Linked DNA regions of Homo sapiens: region 1 is linked to region 2. Evidence: chromatin contacts called from ENCODE Hi-C or POLR2A ChIA-PET data. All regions are on one chromosome and are shown on one strand. Each heading gives the region's core, a stretch centred on a gene start or an enhancer-like site at or near the end of the contact. The rest is flanking DNA. Distances are from core to core; before and after follow the strand shown. Region 1 overlaps FTX (FTX transcript, XIST regulator). Region 2 holds the start of JPX (JPX transcript, XIST activator).

What was found. A loop is a pair of places that touch in the nucleus more often than their neighbours do. ChIA-PET counts read pairs that join two places held with the same protein, here RNA polymerase II (POLR2A). Pooled maps may share reads with other maps.
Region 1: a loop to region 2 is called in a map of PC-9, with 21 times the contacts of the local background. The contact joins the enhancer-like site here to the promoter of JPX in region 2. A Hi-C loop is called at or near these places in 1 of 168 maps with a recorded cell type or tissue (PC-9) and 1 of 50 pooled maps. POLR2A ChIA-PET finds 5 or more read pairs at or near these places in 2 of 52 experiments (MCF 10A and activated T-cell).

The regions. Positions count from the first base shown.
Region 1 is chrX:74,115,877-74,121,088 of GRCh38, forward strand. All of the region lies in intron 5 of FTX (FTX transcript, XIST regulator), which reads right to left. It also overlaps the pseudogene DDX3P1. Among named protein-coding and RNA genes, the nearest start is that of MIR421, 100 kb to the right of the region's middle. Within about 2 kb of position 3,560, at least 2 of the 41 ENCODE cell types and tissues checked have a DNase peak (open chromatin) inside an H3K27ac peak, as active enhancers do; they include PC-9, where a contact is called at or near this core.
Region 2 is chrX:73,942,146-73,947,067 of GRCh38, forward strand. JPX (JPX transcript, XIST activator) reads left to right here and starts at 2,179. Exons shown (of 5, transcript NR_024582.1): 1 at 2,179-2,320; 2 at 2,439-2,517. RefSeq lists an enhancer at 2,204-2,303.

The sequences.
Region 1 (5,212 bases), core at 2,310-4,809, 180 kb after region 2:
ACCTTAATACATCACTCTCAGTTCATGACAGATCAATTAGGGGAAAAAATGACTAAGGAGAGAAAAAAGATAGACAACATAATCCTTAGGGTAAATGTTAGGGATATATATTAAACTATACATGCTCCTAATAGAGAATATTTGCATGAGTATTAGAGTAGTATATGGGCTCATGATCCATTTACAAATATTGATCAATTGATCAGCAAAATAATCTGCAATTTTATAAAATATAAATATTATAAACAATACAGGTGATAATGCAATAAAACAAGATATTACTAACAAAAACAAAACAAAAACACCCAGAAAGATTCTTCCACCTGGAAATTTAAAACATCCCATTAAACAAGTTTAGTGTGTGCAAGGGGAAATGCAAACTACAATGACAGAAGTTAATAAATTATAATAACAAAAAACCCACTACATATCAGCATCTATGGGATGTATGTAAAGCAGTGCTCAGAGGAAAATTCATTGAACTAAACACTTTAATCAATAAAAAAGCAAAGATTGAAAATATATTAATTAAATTCCAAGCATCAAAAACTGAATAAAAGGACAATAAAGTAAATCAAAATAAGCAAAGGGAAATAATAAAGCAGAAATCAGTAAGGTAGGAGACCTTTAAAATAAATTAATTAAACTAATAAACAAAATTCCTGGTTTGTTGAAAAGATTAAGAAAATTGACAAATCACTAGATAATTTGTTCAGGAGAAGTAGGAGAATGCACTAACAAACCAAGAAATATTCAGGAGGAAATAACTATTGAAACAAAAAATAATAATAAAATTACAATATTTTTTAGACCTCTATGCAAATAAATTTGAAAGCCTGGAGAAGATAAATAATCTTTTAATAAAATACAGACTGCCAAAATTGAATCCATTAGAGTTAAAATGTTTAAACAGAACAATTTCATAGAAGAAATAAAGTTATTAAGAAACTAGTTCACAAAAAAAAGCAACCGGTGCAGTTGTTTCACATGAGACTTCTACCAAAACATCAAACTTCTTCTTGAAAAAGAAGAAAAATATTGTAACTCCTTTCATGTACCAAGTATAACACACACTTAAGCTAGATAAGGACAGTATTAAAACAATTGTAGACCAATGTCAGTCAGAAAAGTCGATGCAAAAAAACTAAATAAGATACTTGTAAACAGAATCTAACAAGATGTGAAGAAAATAATACATCATTAGCAAATTGGATTTATAGCAAAATTTCAAGGTAGGTTTAATATTAGGAAATTCATTTATATCATAAACAATATTAATAGATCTAAGAGGAAAATTATTACTATCCCCACAGATACGGCAAAAACAATTGGAGAAAACGCCCATCCATGTTAAATGTAAAAAGACATCCAAGATAGTAAGAAATAAGCGATATTTTTAACATAATAAAATACTCATACCTTAGTCCTAAATCCAGTGTCTAATTGAATGGAGAAATACTAAAAGCATTTTCAATAAGATCAAGACAAAAATGCCCACTATTTCTGCTCTAATTTAACATTATATTAGAGGTATTATTCAAATGCAATCAGGGAAGACAGAAGAAATACAGATATAAATGTGGTTAATAATAATAGTATATCTGGAAAATTTCAAAGAATCAATGATAAAACTAATTCAGATAATAATTCAACTCAGTGAATAAGTAGAAAAAAACATTAAATTTAAAATTTATACCTTTATATTTATTTCACGAAAAAGTGAATATACTTAACAGTACTGAACTCTACACTTAAAAATGAATAAAATGGTAAATTTTATGTTATATGCTTTTTACCACAATAAAAAAATATATGTATTCATATCAAAAATAATAAAAGTGGGATATAATAGTAGAGAATAAAGATGGCTGACTAGAAGCAGGTAGTGCGCTCTGCTCTCATGAAGAAGAAACAGAATGGCTAGTAAACACTAGTTCTTCAAATGGATCATCCACGAGAACGCATTGGGACTCGTAACAGAAGCAACGGGACCCATGGAGAACAGAGAGGAATGAAGCAGAGCAGCCACCCACCTGGAACTGGCGCAGAGGCAGTGGAAGCTCACTACCACAGGGAAAGGGTGAGTGAGGAAGAGCCCCAGGGACCCACAATTCCTCCATTGACCTTTGCAATCCTAGGAATGGGAGATCCTCCCAACCCCCCAGGCCTCCAGACTGACACAAAGAAACACCTGGAGTCTGGGCAGAGCCGTCACTCAAGGTCATGTGAAGCCCCAAGGACCTTGGATCACTGAGCACCCAGGCACCAGCTTGCATAGACCTGCCAACAAGGAAGGACGGGCTCTTTCACATGCCCCTAGGATAGAGATTGCATCCACAGTGATGAGAAGCAGACGGACTGCAGGCCCCATCTCTGCAGCTCCTCACATGACAGGGCCTCCCAAATGGGGCCTGCAGCGCAGCCATTCCACCATCTCCTGAGCACTCGGGCCAGTCTTGGCTCAGCATTTCTCTGGGGTGGAGCTCCCAGAAGAAACTCACAGGCCTTCTTCCATTGCTGGGGCCAGGGTACCCGCCCTTGCTGCCCACAGGCTAGGGAGGGAACGAAGAGCCTGATTGCTTTCACTGACACCTCCAGCACATAGCACCTGTGCATCTACCCTATGTAGAAAGAGGACAGACTTATTTACACAAGAACCATCTCTCGCCCTGCTCTTCGGCAAGCAGGCTCCCCTTGCCCTTAACTGCTTGGGCCCCACACTGCTGGGGCCCATAGGATAGCTGCCCAGCCCAGACATGATCACTCTGATCAGCTGTGGCTCTGCATTTTTCTGGGGTGGAGCTCCCTGAGGCAACTGAGAGGTGTGGTTGCAGCCACCACAGTCCCCACCCTTACTGCCCCCAGGCTGGGGAGGAAACAAAAAGCCTGAGCCCTTATGCAAGCCTCCAGCATACCAGCAGCTACCCTGCAGAGGCAGCCAGAATGCTTCCTGCGTGACCCACCACCACCAGGGCACCCTCCCAAATGGGGTTTGATGCCTTCTGGCTTCCAGTGTACCTACTCAATCCCTACATGACTATTTCATCTGTGGTCCAGAGCCCTACTAAAATCCTTACCCCCACAAGCCTGTGATCTTCCCTTAGGCTCTCACTGCCTAAGTGCTCTGCCTAACCCTACCTAAGAGTTCAGCCAGTGACCCAGGGACCAGACTGCCCCTTACCATCACGACCAGCACCTGAGGAACCCCACCCCCCACCCCAACCTAGCTCCATCAGGACTCATACATGATGTTCAGCCAGCAATCTAGGGGCTGGGGAGTTAGAGAACTACCTACCCCATTCAAATTCTGCTGACATCTGACCACTTCCCTCAGAGCCTGAGGTCCAACTGACACAACCAGCTGATATCGCCATAACCAACACACAGACCCAAAGGCAGACTCACCCCCTTTTACACAAAGAAGTAATGATATCACATTGGAGAACAGGGAAGCTGTGAAGCTATTTATATTAATTAGGCTGAGTGATGAAGTTCTGCCCCAAAACCACTCCCATGGAGAGTCACGAATTAAGCAGTCCCCAAGGCTCTCAGCCACACTGTGGCCCAGAGACAGACTACAGTATGTGACTCATCTAAGAGTCATGAGCTCTGGAACCGGGTTGTGATAAGGCAACAGTTCATATTCTTGTCTCTTTACGACAAGGGGCTTGTGCAGCGCCCCACAGTCCCACACAAAAACTTCAGCACATTTCATTAGGAGCTCCTCACACTCCTAGCCACCTCCATTAGGGCTGGTGCCTGCACTTGACATAGGAGTATTTGAGGGTAAGCCAGAAGTTCCAGCTCTGCCTAGCTGTGTCCCCCTACCCCCACAGAACAGGAAGCACATGTCACAGAGAACTTCATGCTTCAGCCCATTAGCTGAAACAACACAGAGCACCTCACAGTAAACAAAGATCAGTTACATATCCATCTGTTGTACAACCACTAGCTCTGAACCATAAAACCATTGATAAAAGAAAAACTTCAGTTGAATTATATTTTTAAAAGTTTAATTTAGCAATGAACAATTTGTGAATTGGGCAGCCCCTAGAATCACAGCAGATTCACAAAGACTCCAGTGCAGCCACATAGTGGAAGATTTATAGACAAAAAAAGGGACATGACATACAGAAATTGGAAGTGAGGTACAGAACAGCTGGACTGGTTACAGCTCAATGTATGCCTTCTTTGAACATAGTTTGAACACTCAGCAGTATATGAATGGTTAAAGTATGGCCGCTGGGATTGGCTAAGGCTTAGCTATTGTTACAAGTGCATACTACTAAGTTAGGTTTTCCATTTTGTCTGCCTATTAAGCTAGGTTACAGTTCATCCACAAGGACTCAAATATAGAAGTACAGAGTCCTTCTCAGGCCATATTTAGTTTGCTTTAACACCATATACCAGCATGTAGGTTGAACTACACAGCCCAATATGAAACCTGCTGACAGAATTATGTATCAATATGGAAGTAAAGCCAAAAGACCCTCTCCAACATACTCTATAGTCACATCCTCTGTCAAGGAGGAGAAAGGGAAAGAAGAAGAAAAAACAATAATATACAGATTGAAAGGGGGGGAATTGTATCTATAGGAAAATAATTACAAAAATTAGAAATGCCAGTTATCTCCAAAGGAGAAAGAACCCACACAAAAATTCTGGCACCATGAAAAATGTGAATGTTGTGTCACCACCAGAAGATCACACTAGCTCTCCAACAATGGCCCTCAACTAAAATGGAAACTCAGAAATGTCAGCTAAAGAATTCAAACCATGGATTGCAAGAAAACTCAAAGATGTTCAAGACGAGATTGAAAATCAACAAAAAGAAACTACTAACACGATCCAGGAAACGAAGGAAGAGATAAGCACCTTAAAAAGAAATCAATCAGAGCTTCTGGAATTGAAAAACTTACTTAAAGAATATCAAAATGCAATTGAAAGATTTATCATTAGACTAGACTAGACCAAGCAGAAGAAAGAATTTCAGAGCTTGAAGACTGGCCATTTGAGCTAACCCAGTGGGGTGGGGGTGGGGGGAAATAAAGAAATAATTTTTAAAAATGAACAAACTAGGATATTTGGTCTCATACTTATGGTGGACGACCTTGATTTTCCACTTCTCTTCAGGGATGAGTCATGTGGTGGTAGAAAATGCCCTCGACCTGGAGGAGCAGTTTGCTCATCTGGACCTGAACTCCTCTGATAA
Region 2 (4,922 bases), core at 929-3,428:
TTGGCCAGTCTGGTCTCAAACTCCTGATCTCAGGTGATCCGCCCACCTCGGCCTCCCAAAGTGCTGGGATTACAGGCATGAGCCACCGTGCCCGGCAGGTTTCACTCATTTTTATCCCCCTTTCTACTTACCATTAAATTACTACAGAGGGATGTTTTGTACCTGCCCCAAAATAAATGCATGGTGTGCTACTGCCAAAAGAAAATATGACAGAATTTACAGTCATATTTGCCTCCTCTGCAACATTCAGACTTGATCCTTCTTTTACCCTACATTGTCTATCTGATTCCCTACTCTTTTAGTACTAGTTCTTTCTTAGGAGCTCAACAGTTCCTTTTGCAATTGGTTTTTGGTGCCTGTCCTACAAATTTCCAAGATGTGCTCAAATATGCCTAAACCCTAGGAGATGAAACAGTTTAAGCTTAGAGACCTCTCCACCTCTATTACTGACCTTTGAACACGTAACTGGTTTTATGTGGTGTTTTTGGTGTTTTACTCCAAAATGTCCATATGTCAATGCCCAGATGTTTTATACAACTGTGTATCATTACCTTCCTTTTGAGGGTGACGATATCAAAATAAAGACAGAAAAGTAATGATGCAAATGAATAGAATAAGAGGTGTTCTATGTGGGGGTCTCGTAGAAAACCAGAGACAACATTAGTGCATAGAGAGAAACTATAGCTTTGGAAAGGGATTAGGACCTCTAAAGTGTCTTTTCCTTACCGGTGAAGCACAAGCCTTCCCCCAGAAACCTGCACCACTCACACATAATGCTTCACAAACAAGTTTTGGCCTCGGTTTTTTCATACTTTTGGGGCTGGTATCCAGCTAGTGTATTTTCCCTCATGGAGCGGGAACAACAGAGATAAAGGTTTTGATAAATATAGAGGCCTCTTAGAAGTGTCAGGACTGAATCTAAAAGAGCTGAATCTAAAAGAAGAGGGAGGCTGGGTGCGGTGGCTCACGCCTATAATACCAGCACTTTGGGAGGCTGAGGCGGGTGGATCACTTGAGGTCAGGAGTGCAAGACCAGCCTGGCCATGATGGTGAGACCCCCGTCTCTAGTAAAAATTAGCTGGACATGGTGGCAGATGCCTGTAATCCCAGCTACTTAGGAGGCTGAGGCTGGAGAATCGCTTGAACCCAGGAGGCGGAGGTAGCACCGAGCCAAGATCGCGCCACTGCACTCCAGCCTGGGCGACAGAGCAAGACTCCGTCTCAAAAAAATAAAACAAAAATAAATAAAAGAAGAGGGAAGATGGAAGGACTTTTAGGCTCAAGAGCAGCATCTCAACTCTTTTTTTTTTTTTTTTTTTTTGAGACGGAGTCTGGCACGGTCGCCCAGGCTGGAATGCAGCAGCACGATCTCAGCTCACTGCAACCTCCGCCTCCCGGGTTCAAGCGATTCTCCCACCTCAGCCTCCCAAGTAGCTGGGATTACACTGAGATTACAGGCAAGCGCCACCACACCTGGCTACCAACTCTTTTATGAAGACTCTTTTGTTTACAGAATTAAAGGAAGCACCTTGTTCTGAATCCAGTTTTGCCATTGACGGACTCACTGTATGACTAGGCCAAAACCCTCTGGTTTCTGTTTTCCCATTAGTTGGTTGAAGTACATACACCCTCATCTATCGGAACACGGGGCTTAGTAAAGTGAAAAGAAGTAGGTTCTAGCTCATTCTAGCACTTTTGGAAAATTGGGTCACCTCTTTGGGCCTTAATTTCGTCATCTATAAAACAGGAAAAAATCAGTCCTCAGCTTACCTGATGTTGCAATGACTTAGTGAGATAACAGAAGTGAATGGCAGCTTTGTCTATCATACTTGTGAGGTAAAGTTAATGAGAGTGAGAGATCTGGAAATAGGGAAGAAAGAAAGGAGTCGAGGCAAAGCTAAAAGAAATTTGGGTTGGGAAAGGAAAAAAGAAATGAAGAGAAAGAAAAAGGAAAAGGGAATTTCAAAAGAGATAAAGGCTGTGAGAGGAAGTGCAACAGGTCAGGAAACTGGGGGAGGGTCCACGGCAACGGCTGCGGCACGGCAACGGCTGCGGCACGGCAACGGCTGGGGCACGGCAACGGCTGGTGCATGTTGCCGGCGGAGGCATTTAGGTAGTGCACGACGGCTGGGCGCCGGGCCTGTTTGGCTGTGACGCCCACCCCCGGCTTTCATCCGCCTATGCCCTAGGGCTAGTGGAAGACTTAAGATGGCGGCGTTTGCACGGAGTGCAATCACTGCGTCCTTACGGGGGTTGCAAGGCGTCCGAAGTATGAGTCCACTAACAAAAGTCCAGAAACTCGCCAGTTAATAGTATTGTGGTGAGTGATGAGCCTCACGTTGGCTAGAGAAGTGGCCGTTAGCGAGGCTACACACTTTGGGATCGCGTGGCCTGAGTCGGGGGAGTAACCGGCCTGTATTCCATTTTTCTCTCTCCAGTCTCTTCAAAATATCGGAGAATAATTTCTTTCTCGCTGATCGCCTAACTTCTACTGACGAAGCTTGGAAGTTGCAGAAGGTAGCTCCTAGGAGGGATATATGGGTCGTTCTTTCCTTTTTCCTTATTTAAATGGGTTTTTATTGACACCATGTCGCGCCAAAATGGATTCCATCTCCTCAGAGCTTTCCTAGGAACAGCCTAACCTCTTGGGCCTAACTTTATTTTTTTTTTGTTCTGCCTTTCATGTCCAGACTTATTAGTTTTAATTAATTTGTTTGTAACGTATTCATTATGCACTAGATTAAACAATTTTTTTCTGTGCCCACTATACCCCAAATGTGGAGTTTTGGGCAAAAACTTAACATTTGTTCTTGAAGCATCTCAGAGGTGTGTGTGTGTGTGTGTAATCTTTGGGGGACTTACATTGCCAGGTTGATTACTCACTAAGAAAAGAGCTAGATTTCCTGTTTTCAAATCTGTTGGCGAAATTAAGTTTATGTTAAGCATAGCATGTTTACTATATATATGGGGAAGACAGTTAAGAGTGACATCTAATATGTTGTTAAATGCTTATGTGATTAAAGTAAATTTCATGCATTACCGCGGAGTATGAATTGCTGCAACCTTTTAGAAAAGAATCTGGCAATATTTAGGGAAATAAAAAATACAGATATCACTTGAACAAAAACTGGAATTCAAAAGTCTGACTTTTAAGAATCTATCCTACAGAAATAAAAGTACCAGTATATAATGACGCATGAACAAGGATACTTTTGTACTATTTTGTTCTTGTGACAACTGGAAACAACCTGTGTATCCATCAATAGGAGAATGTTTGAGTAAATTTTGGTACATAAATATTATGAAATATTTTGACTTTTGACCTAGAGAATCTTATGATGGATGGTTATGTGAGAAAAGTAAGTTGCAGAATAGTCTAGTATGAGTCCTTTTTTTTTTTTGATGGGGTGATGAAGGAATGCAAGATTAACTTCTTTATCTTTTGGAGGAGACGTTAAATATATTATGAAATACTTAAGACATATACAGATATACAAGGAATAATACAATGAACCTCTCTTCTCACCACCCAACGTAAAAAAAAAATCAAACATTAACGTGACAGTTGAAGTTCTCTGTGTACCCATCCCTGATTGCATCTCTCTCTTCTCTCATCCCCAGAGGTAACCATTATTTTAAACTTAGTGATTTTTACCATGCATTTCTTAAACTTCTGTGACATAGCAACTTCTAGCATGGATTATTTTTTGTAAATATTGAAGATGAATTTTTAAAAAAAGTCAATGAAAGAAGAAAGCAAGTGTCTATCTGACTTTTTTTTTTTTTTTTTTTTTGAGATGAAGTCTTGCTTGTTGCCCCGGCTAGAGCGTAGTGGCGCAATCTTGGCTCACTGCAACCTTCACCACCCCAGTTCAAGCGATTCTCCTGCCTCAGCCTCCCGAGTAGCTGGGATTGCAGGCGCCTGCCACTGTGCCCGGCTAATTTTAATTTAATTTTAATTTATTTTATATATATATAGAGAGAGAGAGAGGGAGAGAGACAGACAGACATGGAGTCTTGCTCTGTCACCCAGGCAGGAGTGTAGTGGCTCGATCTCGGTTCACTGTAACTTCCGCCTCCTGGGTTCAAGCGATTCTCATGCCTCAGCATCCAGAGTAGCCGAGATTACAGGCACACCTTGCCACGCCTGGCTAATTTTTGTATTTTTAGTAGAGACGGGTTTCCCTATATTGGCCAGGCTGGTCTCCAACCCCTGACCTCTGGTAATCTGCCTGCCTCGGCCTCCCAAAGTATTGGGATTACAGGCGTGAGCCACTGTGCCCAGCCTTATCTGACTATTACTGTAACAGTGGCCAATCAAAATTCCTTCTTTTCTTTTTTTTTTTCCTTGAGCCTAGAAATTTCTTAATTGAGGGGAGAATCTAGCAAGCAGTTGAGTCAAAGGGTGTAGATTATACTACAGTGGTAAAGAAAGTAAGCAGCTGGCAGTGAAAGCAATCTCAAGCAAATAATGAATGTTCCATGAACAAGATGCCTGAATTGAAAAACAGAACAAAACCAACTAACCAAACAAAAAACAATCCGTGGATCCTAACTCAAATCCAAGGTGATTTGAGCCTGCACTTGTAATTAGACAAAATCTATGAACTTCAGTTGCCTTGGAGGCATCTGAGGGAAATGAGGTTGCATGTAGATGAATCAGTTGTTTCTGGCATCATGTTAGTGTGATTACATTTAGCTGCTGTGTGCAAAACATTTTAGCAATCATTTAGGTCCAGGACGTGGAATTTATTAGTGCAACAACCCTGTAAACAGTGGTTAGAACATTAATAATTTTATTTTATTTATGTTTTATTTATTTTTTGAGACGGATTTTTGCTCTTGTTGCCCAGGTTGGAGTGCAATGGCGCGATCTCGGCTGACTGCAACCTCCACCTCCTGGATTCAAGCTATTCTCCTGC